Regions from separate parts of the Homo sapiens genome. Here region 1 is linked to region 2. A link is a contact called in ENCODE Hi-C or POLR2A ChIA-PET data. All regions are on one chromosome and are shown on one strand. The core of a region is the stretch at or near the end of the contact, and the rest is flanking DNA. Distances in the headings are between cores, read along the strand shown.

Region 1 (5,206 bases), core at 416-2,915, 72 kb after region 2:
ATTTTTATAAAGATGAGGTGTCACTCTGTTGACCAGGGTGGTCTTGAACTCCTTGGCTCAAGCCATTCTACTGCTTTGATTTCCCAAATTACTGAGATTACAGGCATGAACCACCATGCCTGGCCAGGGAAAAATTTTAAACATGTCTTTCTTTTGAGAAAATTATTATTGAAAAGTTGGTTAAAAGTAATTTCTGAAGAACAAATGATATTATCAGTTTTACAGGTGTCTTACTGTAACTCTTAGAAGTTGTTAAAGTTTACTATTGAGCGCACCACTAAAGACTAGGGAATTTTTCTTTTTCTTTTCTTTCTTTCTTTTTTTCTGAGACTGAGTTTTGCTCTTGTTACCCAGGCTGGAGTGCAATGGCGTGATCTTGGCTCACTGCAACCTCTGCCTCCTGTGTTCCAGCAATTCTCCTGCCTCAGCCTCCCAAGTAGCTGGCATTACAGGCATGTGCCACCACGCCTGGGTAATTTTGTATTTTTAGTAGAGACTGGGTTTCTCCATGTTGGTCAGGCTGGTCTTGAACTCCCGACCTCAGGTGATCCGCCCACGTCGGCCTCCTAAAGTGCTGGGATTACAGGCGTGAGCCACCGCATCCGGCCGATGGGAATTTTTCTATTTGAAAGCCATTGACTCCAGAAGGAAGTGTAGGGGAGCTGGCTGAATCAGATGGTTACTTTTTTTTTTTTGAAGCAGAATCTCACTCTGTCACTCAGGCTGGAGGACAGTGGTGCGATCTCGGCTCACAGCCACCTCTGCTTCCTGGGTTCACATGATTCTCGTGCCTCAGCCATCTGAGTAGGGAATACAGGTGTGCACCACCACATCCGGCTAATATAGATGGTTACTTCTTGAAACTGCTTTGGTAAGATGTAAACTTGGGGGAATACCTCTTCTCTTGAGGACACATCTCCTCTGCCAAATGAGTGATGCCAGTGTGTAGAATGAATGATTCACTTATATTCTGTGTCCTTATCTTTGAGGAGGGCTAATTTTTTTTAACCACTTGTTGAATATGCAAGATTTACTGTGAAAATTAATGCCTTTAGTATGAAAGAGAAATTAGTGTGGAAATTGTTAGTGTTTCCAGGTGATTTTTTTCCCCCTTCCTTCCTACTTCATTATGTAGCTTTTTTTTTTTTTTTTTTAACTTCGCTGTTACTTGGCTATCTGAATAATCATTCCTAAACCATATTTTATTTGTACATTGTGTGTTTTGGTACTTGTGTTAATGGTGTACTTTGAATACACATCTGTTTATTTTAAAAATCAGCAGTTGCTGACTAGATGAAGAAAACAATGACTGATTTGAAGGTGAAAAGAAAAACTCGGGTTAAAAAAGAGTCCAGACAATGTGATTTAAAATGAAAATAATTTAAGCTTATTTGTGGTGAGAGTTAAAAATAAAGTTGGCTCCAGGTATCATTTGTGGAACTGATTTGTTTTAGCATAATTGTTTTTGAACTAGCTCGTTTTTAACTTGTATTTTTAAAGTTACACTTTTAAAATGTAGGAGTCTGTTTTGTAAACTTGTACAGCCCCTGCTAACTTTTAGAAGAGTAGAGTGGCTTATTTCTTCATGTGTGTTTATTCTGGGCTGTCATCTGATGAAGTTACCAGTTTGTGGTCAGAAATTGAGAAAGAGGAGTGAGGAAACGAAAAATATTGACACGTACACATCACCTTGCAGTGCATGAGAGTGCCCTTTTGGACTGGTTAGGAAACTAACATTTGAGCATATTTGCTCAGCAGAAACTTTTTATGTGTGAAAGTTATTTTTTTTCCAGTGTTGTGACCACTTAAAATTTATTTATTTGTTTTGTTTGTTTGTTTGTTTGTTTGAGACAGGGTCTCACTCTGTTGCCCAGGCTGGAATGCAGTGGCACAATCATGGCTCACTGCAACCTGGACCTCCCTGGGCTCAGGTGATCCTCCCACTTCAGCCTCTTGAATAGCTGGGACTACACATGTGCTACACCGTGCATGGCTGATTTTTTGTAGAGATGGGGTTTCTCCATGTTGTCCAGGCTGGTCTCAAGCTTCTAGGCTCAAGCAGTCTGCTTGCCTCAACCTCTCAAAGTGCTGAGATTACAGGGGTGAGCCACCATGCCTGGCCTGAATTTCTTTTTTTTTTTTTTTGAGATGGAGTCTCGCTCTGTCGCCCAGGCTGGAGTGCAGTGGCGCGATCTCAGCTCACTGCAGCCTTCGCCTCCTGGGTTCCCGCCATTCTCCTGCCTCAGCCTTCCGAGTAGCTGGGACTGCAGGTGCCCGCCACCACACCAGGCTAATTTTTTGTATTTTTAGTAGAGACGGGGTTTCACCATGTTAGCCAGGATGGTCTCGATCTCCTGACCTCGTGATCTGCCCGCCTCGGCCTCCCAAAGTGCTGGGATTACAGGCGTGAGCCACCACGCCTGGCCGGTAATGAAGATTTTAATAATGACTTTAAAAACCAGGCACAGTGGCTCACTCCTGTAATCCTAGCACTTTGGGAGGCCAAGGTGGGTGGATCATTTGAGGTCAGGAGTTTGAGACCAGCCTGGCCAACACATTGAAACCCTTTCTCTACTAAAATCACAAAAATTAGGCTGGGCGTGGTGGCTCACACCTGTAATCCCAGCGTTTTGGGAGGCTGAGGCAGGTGGCTCCTGAGGTCAGGAGTTTGAGACAAGTCTGGCCAACATAGTAAAACCCGTCTCTACTAAATATACAAAAAATTAGCCGGGTGTGGTGGTGTGTGCCTATAATCCCAGCTACTCGGGAGGCTGAGGCAGGAGAATCATGTGAACCCGGGAGGTGGAGGTTGCAATGAGCCGATATTGTGCCATTGCACTCCGGCCTGGCAATAGTGTGAGACTCTGTCTCAAAAAAAAAAAAAAGACAAATACAAAAATTAGCAGGGCGTTGGTGGTGCGCACCTGTAGTCCCAGCCACTCAGGAGGATGAGGTAGGAGAATTACTTGAACCTGGAGGCAGAGGTTGCAGTGAGCTGAGATCGTGCCACTGCACTCCAGCGTGGGTGACAGAGGAAGACTCCACCTCAAAAAAAAGACTTAAAAGAAACCGGTAATATCGTTATTATATTTCTGCCTGTCTTAATTCTTTATCCATTTGCTGTAGATTATAATGTTAGCTGCATGAATGAAAGATTATATTTTTCCAGCTACTCAGGAGGCTGAGGTGGGAGGATTGCTTGAGCCCAGGAGTTTGAGGCTACAGTGAGCTATGATGAAGCTACTGCACTTCCAGCCTAGGTGACAAAGGGAGACTCCGTCTCTAAAAAACAAAGATTAGATTTTTGATACACCATCTATTAGTATATTATTTAATGAGTAAAAAGAAAGGATAAGTTATAAAAAAGCATTAAGAATATGACTGCTCTAATGAATTTAAGCTAAATCCTTTGTTGTTTAGAAGTGAAGTAAAAATCTCTTAAATATGAAGAAAAATTTTAATTGCTTGTGATATATAAGACATGGTATATACAGTCTTTTTCTTTCCTCCACACAGAGGTCTGATGCATTATTTACAAACAATATTTATTTAAAAGTAATGTAATAAGCCAGGCACAGTGGCTCATGCCTTGTAATCCCAGCTCTTTGGGAGGCTGAGCTGAGACGCTGCTTGAGGCCAGGAGTTCGAGACTAGCCTGGGCAACATAGTGAGACACCCCCCTCACCCCACCCCACCTCTACAAAAAAAAGATTAAATAAATACAGTACAGTACAATAATTAGGAACTCTTCTAGATAGCTCTTAAACTTCCAGCCTGGGTTTTTCTGAGTTCAGTGCCTAAAACTCTTAACCACTACATTACTGTATTCCAAAAATTAAGTCCTAGGTTTCAAAGTACAGATCAACTGTGAAAAACAAACAAAAATTTTAAAGGTAATAGTAACATCATTAAACAATAAAAATTTCAAATCCCATTGTACCATTCAAATCAGTGTATTATAATGGAAAGAGATGTAAAGTCTGAGTATCTGAATTTTTAATTTTGCTTCTCTTAAATTGTCACTAAACCTTTTGAATTTTACTTTTTTTCTTCATCAAAAAAAGGGATAGTATGAATAATACCTGCTTTAGCCTGCTTAATTCTAACAGTTCTGTGAGATAATGGAAAGATGAGCTGAATAAATTGTAAAGCTGTGTTAAATTCTGAGTTCTCTTGACTAAGTAAACTTTTTTGAGTCGGAACTACACAAAAAGCATTGCTGGGTTCTCAGAAGTTAGGTTTTAGGTAGATCTAAGAATCTCTTAAAACCTTAATACCAAAAGGCTGGCTACCTTAGATATTTTTGTCCTGCCACCTTATTTTTTTTTTTTTTTTTTTTTTTTGAGACTGAGTCTCGCTCTGTCACCAGGCTGGAGTGCAGTGATGCGCTCTTGGCTCACTGCAACCTCCAACTCTCTGGTTCAAGCAGTTCTTCTGCCTCAGCCTCCCGAGTAGCTGGGATTACAGGCACGTGCCACCATGCCCAGCTAATATTTTGTATCTTTAGTAGAGACGAGGTTTCATCATGTTGGCCAGGATGGTCTGGCTCTCTTGACCTTGTGATCCACCCATCTCTGCCTCCCAAAGTGCTGGGATTATAGCCATGAGCCACCACGCCTGGCCGCCTTAATATTTTTGAGTGAAATATAGTATTTGAGGAAAAACTCAAAAATGAGGTTTTTCAAAGTGCCTGATTATAATGATTGATTTGCTAAGGCGTTTTTGAAGAAAACTTAAAAATGTCCATGCCTGAAGTATTTACATTGTTTATTGCATGTGGGTGTTTCCCTACTCAGAAAGGGCAATAGGAAGATTTGACTGCTAGCCCTTGCTAAGCAAAAGGATAGAGCCAAGGGATAGGGCAAAACAAAGTCATCCTTAACCCTAAGTTTGTCCAGCTGCTTCTTGACTCTCTTTTGGACAGAAGTTTTAGGACTTGTAGTTCTTGTACACTTAACTCCTGAGAAGCTTGCTGCATTAGTCAGAATTGTGATAATTCTTACCACTGTCCAAAGGAATCTAATCTCATTTTTTGGGAGAGTAGTTGGCGGCAGTACAATCCATGAGAAAACTTAAGTGGGTGTTCTAGTTTGGCTTACTTCTCTAGACGTTGATAAAATAACATTTTCACTGAAACATTTATGCCTCAGATTTAGCTTTAATGTGACAGATGTACCTTAAAATATTAGGATTCAAATCACTTAAA
Region 2 (5,930 bases), core at 3,332-5,831:
CTGGGGACCAAATGTGGAATAGGAAGAGAATAGGGCTGAAGATCAAACTTTGAAGACCCTCAGCATTTAAAACTCAGGTTGAGGAAAAGAAAACCCAGAAGGTGTGGACAGGAAGACAAGAAGCAAACAAACAAACAAACAGGAAGAAGGGGTTCACAGAAGCCAAGGGGAAGAAATGGTTTAAGAAGAAGAGGTGGCCGGGCGTGGTGGCTCATGCCTGTAATCCCAACACTTTGGGAGGCCCAGGTGGGTGGATCACCTGAGGTCAGAAGTTCGAGACCAGCCTGGCCAATATGGTGACACCCCGTCTCTACTAAAAATACAAACAAACAAATGAACAAACAAAAATTAGCCAGGCATGGTGGCACATGCCTGTAATCCCAGCTACTTGGGAGGCTGAAGCAAGAGAATCACTTGAACCCAGGAGGCAGAGGTTGCAGTGAGCCGAGATTGCACCATTGCACTCCACCCTGGGTGACAAGAGCGAAACTCAGTCTCAAAAAAAAAGAAAAAGAATTAGCTGGGTCTGGTAGTGCATGGCCTGTAATCCCAGCTACTCAGGAGGCTGATGTGGGAGAATCGCTTGAACCCAGGAGGTGGAGGTTGCAGTGAGCTGAGATAGCGCCACTGCCCTCCAGACTGGTCAACAGAGTAAGACTCCATCTCAAAAAAAAAAAGAAAAAAAAAAGAAGAGGTAAGTTAGTTGTGTCAAGAACTTCTGAGGAATAAAGTAAGTGAAGAATGAAAAATGCTGCTGAGTCTTGTCTCATGCATGCATTGATCAGCACTCAGCTGAAGACATGAGCAGGACCCTCTGGAGATGTCCAGGGATCGCTCTCTCTCTGCAGCAGTGTCTGCTGTGGTGGTCGGCTCTGAGAACTTCAGTGGCCTTCACCTCCCCAGACCCCCATCTCTTCAATCCAGTAAGATCATCGGACCATGCCTGGGCTACTCTTTTTAGTCTTCTCAGGCTGCCATAACAAAATACCATAAATTGGAAAGCTGGATGTGGTGGCACATGCCTGTAGTCCCAGCTACTTGAGAGGCTGAGGTGGGAGGATCACTTGAGCCCAGGAATTTGAGGCTGCAGTGAGCTATGATTGTGCCACTACATTCCAGCTTGGGTGACACAGCATGATTCTGTCTCTAAAACAAACAAAAAACAAAATACCACATACTGGGTGGTGGCTTAAACAACATAAACTTATTACTCATGGTTCTGAAGGCTGGCAAGTCCAAGATCAAGGTGTCAGCATGGTCAGTTTCTGGGGAGAGCTCTCTTCCTGGCCTGTAGATGGTTCCCTTCTCACTGTGTCCTCACATGGCAAAGAGAGAGACAGAAACAGAGACAGAGAGAATGTCTTTCATCGTCTTTTTTTCTTAGAGACAGGATCTTACTCTTTTGCTCAGGCTGGAGTGTAGTGGTGCGATCATAGCTCACTTTAGCCTCAAACTCTTGGGTTCAAGCAATCTTCCCACCTCAGCCTCCTGAGTAGCTAGGACTGCAGGCACGTGCCACCACATTCTGCTAATTTTGTTATTTTTTGTAGAGATAGGAACTCACTATGTTGCCCAGGCTTAGAGTCTCTTCTTTTAAGGGCACCAGCCCTATCAGTTTAGGGCCCACTTTTTTTTTTTTTTTTTTTTTTGAGACACAGTCTTGCTCTGTTGCCCAGACTGGAGTGCAGTGGCGTGATCTCGGCTCACTGCAAGCTCTGCCTACTGGGTTCATGCCATTCTCCTGCCTCAACCTCCTGAGTAGCTGGGACTACAGGCGCCCGCCACCATGCCCGGCTAATTTTTTGTATTTTTAGTAGAGACGGGGTTTACACTGTGTTAGCCAGGATGGTCTCGATCTCCTGACCTTGTGATCCACCCCCCTTGGCTTCCCAAAGTGCTGGGATTACAGGCGTGAGCCACCGCACCTAGCTTAGGGCCCACTTTTATAACCTCATTTAACCTTTATCTCCTCATAGGCCCCATCTCCGAATACAGCTACATTGGGAGTCAGGGCTTCAGGGTATGAATGTGGGGGACACACTTCAGTCTGTAGCACCTTCTCTGCACTGCAGCCTGTAGACCAGGGCAACTGTGGAACTCACATCGTTTGCTTCCCCTCTCTGGGGGTCACAGCCTTCCACTGTCTGATGTCCAATGTCTAAAAATGGTTGTTTCACATGTGTTGTCCGATTTTTAGTTGTTTCCAGTGGGAGGCAAACCCAGTCTCTGTTACTCCATCTTTGCAGTGCTGATGGGTTTCATAACAAGGAAGCCACTGGTGACTTGATCCAGAGCAGTTTCAGGGGAGTGCTAAGGGCAGAGTTCAGGGTGGAGTCAAGTGAGCGAGCCTAGTTGGTGAGGGAGTAGAAACATGTAGACATGGAGTGTAGAAAACTTTTTCAAGTTATTTGGCTAAGAAAGGTGTCCCAGGGGAACCTTGACAAGATCCCTTTCTTTCTTTTTCTTTTCTTTTCTTTTTTTTTTGAAACTGAGCCTTGTTCTGTTGTCCAGGCTGAAGTGCAGTGGTGTGATCTTGGCTCACTGCAACCTTCGCCTCCTGGGTTCAAGCAAGTCTCCTGTCTCAGCCTCCCGAGTAGCTAGGATTACAGGCACACACCACCACGCCCAGCTAATTTTTGTATTTTAAGTAGAGATGGGGTTTCACCATGTTGGTCAGGCTGGTCTCGAACTCCTGACCTCAGTTGATCCGCCTGCCTCGGCCTCCCAAAGTGCTGGGATTATAGGCAAGGTTCCTTTCAATTGACCTCAAGCCTATATTCTTGATGAATTTCCCACACCAACACTCTTTGGTTGGAGTAAAAACTAAAGGAAATAATTTGGTAAGATTCAAAGGCAGCTGTCAACCCTTGAGGTCACTGTATCACTCATTCAGTGAGTCATTTAGTCACTCATTCAATCAGTCACTTATTCATTCAGTCAGTCATTTAGTCATTCATCAAACTTTTTTTTTGAGACAGAGTCTCGCTCTGTCACCCAGGCTGGAGTGCAGTGGCATGGTCTCGGCTCACTGAAACCTCCGCCTCCCGGGTTCAAGCGGTTCTCCTACCTCAGTCTCTTGAGTAGCTTGGACTACAGGCACGCACCACCATGCCTGGCTAATTTTTTGTATTTTAGTAGAGATGGTGTTTCACCATGTAGCCCAGGCTGGTCTCAAACTCCTGAGCTCAGGCAATCCGCCCACCTCGGCCTCCCAAAGTGCTAGGATTATAGGCATGAACCATGGCACCCGGCCTCATTCATCAAACTTCTATTGAGACTTCACTCTGTGTGCCAGGCTCTGCTGAGACTGAGATGAGTAAACACTTACTGGCTACCTGACTGTGTTTTAGACAAGGGGTAAACAAAGCCAGCCCAAAGTCTTAGCAATTCTCAGTGAGGTGATTTTTGCCCTGGCCACCATCCTGCCGCACCACCAACCAGGGAACATTTGGCAATGCCTGGAGACACTTTTAGTTGTCACAACCATGGTGAGGAGGGCGCAACTGGCATCTGGTTTGTAAAGGCCAGGGATACTCCCAAATGCCCTGCAGTGCACGGGCTAGGCCTCCATAACAATGAATTCTCCAGCCTCAGACGGCAATAGTGCTGAAGCTGAGAAACTCTGTTGTAGCTTCAACTCTAGTGGAGGAAGATGGAGGTAAGAAAAATGTGTCAGAGGGTGCTAAGTGCTATGTAAGAAGAGGGGGCTGGGCACAGTGGCTCACGCCTGTAATCCCAGCACTTTGAGAGGCCGAGGAAGGTGGATCACCTGAGGTCAGGAGTTTGAGACCAGCCTGGCCAACACGGTGAAACCCTGTCTCTACTAAAACTACAATAATTAGGTGGGCATGGTGGTGGGTGGCTGTAATTCCAGCTACTTGAAAGGCTGAGGCAGGAGAATCGCTTGAACCCAGGAGGTGGAAGTTGCAGTGAGCACTCCAGCCTGGGTGACAAGAGTGAAACTCAGTGTCAAAAAAAAAAAAAAAAAAAAAAAAGCAGGGGACAGGGAGTGCTGGGGAAGTGCTCACTGAAAAGATGACGTTGGGCAAAGGAAGTGAAGGACTAGCTATGCGGCTGTCTGGAGGAAAAGTGTTTCAGGCAGAAGGAATAGCAAGTACGAAGCCCCTGAGGCAGAAACAAGCAGGGCAAATTGGAGGAGCAGCCAGAAAACAAAGAAAATAAAATATTAAAAAAGGATACATACATACAGGTAATAAAACTGTAAGGAAAGTGAAAAGATAAACACCTGCTGGGGAGAAGGAGGGAGAGAAGCAGGGCCAGTGTCTAATGCGCTGGCAATGCTTTGTTTTTGTAGGTGGTGGTTACACAATAGATACACAATATCTATTTTCCAAGCTGTATGTATATCCTAGATACTTTTCTGTATGTTATATTTCACAATAAAGACGATTTAAATCATGTGTTAGTCTTTACTGTTTGCTCAACTGTGGGTGCTATTACAGGGCATAGACACAAGAGGGGGCGCTAACCAATGAGCAGCGGCAAAGCAGTGTTTCCTAGCAACGGGGAAAACGTTGAAGCAGAAACTTCCTTCAGAGTGGTTAACTGATGGATTCTGGCTGCTGCCCCTGACAGGTCGGCCAGAGTCCACTTCGCACCCTGGAGGCGTCTCTGCAGGGTCTGGAGTGTCACTGACTTTTGTGGGGAGTAGAGCTCTTCTCCCAAATGCGAAATCGGGTCTGCAGAACACGAGAGGTTGCTCCCTTGTGCCGCGGAGCTTTCTTCTCCTGCCAATGTTAGATAATAACGACGTCCTCATTAACAGATGCCATTATTAATATCATTAGTAACAGAGGGCTCTTATCCGTAAGACTCCAAACAAGTCGTAGTGTTTCCCTCGAAAAACGGAGGAAATTAAAGAATGGAAAGGAGGGACCTTGCCTCCAGCCTTCTAAGACCTCAGGTCTTCTAAGACCTCAGGTCTCTCTCTCTCTCTGTCTGTCTCTCTCTCTGTCTCTGTCTCTCTCTGTCTCTCTCTCTCTCCTCTCTCCTCTCTCCTTCTCCTCTGTCTCTCACTCCTCTCTCTCCTCTCTCTCTCCTCTGTCTCTCACTCCTCTCTCTCTGTCTCATACGCACACAAAGAGAGAGAGGTTTTTCAAGATTTGGGATGCGGTGGAAGTTTTCAAGATTGCTGGCCGGTCATGGTGGCTCACATCTGTAATCCCAGTATTTTGGGAGGCCGAGGGCAGATCACCTGAGGTCAGGAATTCAAGACCAGCCGGGCCAACATGGCAAAACCCCGTCTCTACTAAAAATACAAAAATTAGCTGGGCGTGGTGGTGCGCGCCTATAATCCCAGCTACTCTCAGAAGGCTGAGGCAGGAGAATCACTTGAACCCGGGAGGTGGAGGTTGAAGTGAGCCAAGATCATGCCGCTGAACTCCAGCATGGGTGACAAAGTGAGACCCCGTTTCAAAAGGGGAAAAAAAAAAGATTATTGACAAAGCAGAAGGTTTTATGATACACAGGTAAATATTAGGTAAATTTGAGGCTGAGTGGGATTATGGTAATGAATACCTACACTGTTAAAAGAAGTTACCCCAGACTTTATCTCACTTGACTTTACAATCACTTTGGTACCACTCCATTTTGGAGATGAAGAAACTGAGGCTTAGAGAGGTTAAACTGTGAGCATGCCAGAGCTTTCCTCCCAATCCAATTTACTAAAGAAGAAGTATTAACTAGCTTTTTTTTTTTTTTTTTTTTGAGGCGGAGTCTCGCTCTGTCGCTCAGGCTGGAGTGCAGTGGCGCTATCTCGGCTCACTGCAAGCTCCACCTCCCGGGTTCACGCCATTCTCCTGCCTCAGCCTCCCGAGTAGCTGGGACTACAGGTGCCCGCCACCGCGTCCGGCTAATTTTTTGCATTTTTAGTAGAGACAGGGTTTCACCGTGTTACCCAGGATGGTCTC

The links. A loop is a pair of places that touch in the nucleus more often than their neighbours do. ChIA-PET counts read pairs that join two places held with the same protein, here RNA polymerase II (POLR2A). Pooled maps may share reads with other maps.
Region 1: a loop to region 2 is called in a pooled map, with 3 times the contacts of the local background. The contact joins two enhancer-like sites. A Hi-C loop is called at or near these places in 2 of 50 pooled maps. POLR2A ChIA-PET finds 5 or more read pairs at or near these places in 5 of 52 experiments (GM12878, H1, Panc1 and 2 more).

Annotation. Positions count from the first base shown.
Region 1 is chr3:12,644,235-12,649,440 of GRCh38, reverse strand. All of the region lies in intron 1 of RAF1 (Raf-1 proto-oncogene, serine/threonine kinase), which reads left to right. Among named protein-coding and RNA genes, the nearest start is that of RAF1, 17 kb to the left of the region's middle. RefSeq lists an enhancer at 664-713. Within about 2 kb of position 1,665, at least 5 of the 41 ENCODE cell types and tissues checked have a DNase peak (open chromatin) inside an H3K27ac peak, as active enhancers do.
Region 2 is chr3:12,718,787-12,724,716 of GRCh38, reverse strand. No RefSeq gene overlaps it. Among named protein-coding and RNA genes, the nearest start is that of TMEM40, 38 kb to the left of the region's middle. RefSeq lists an enhancer at 4,642-4,691. Within about 2 kb of position 4,581, at least 2 of the 41 ENCODE cell types and tissues checked have a DNase peak (open chromatin) inside an H3K27ac peak, as active enhancers do.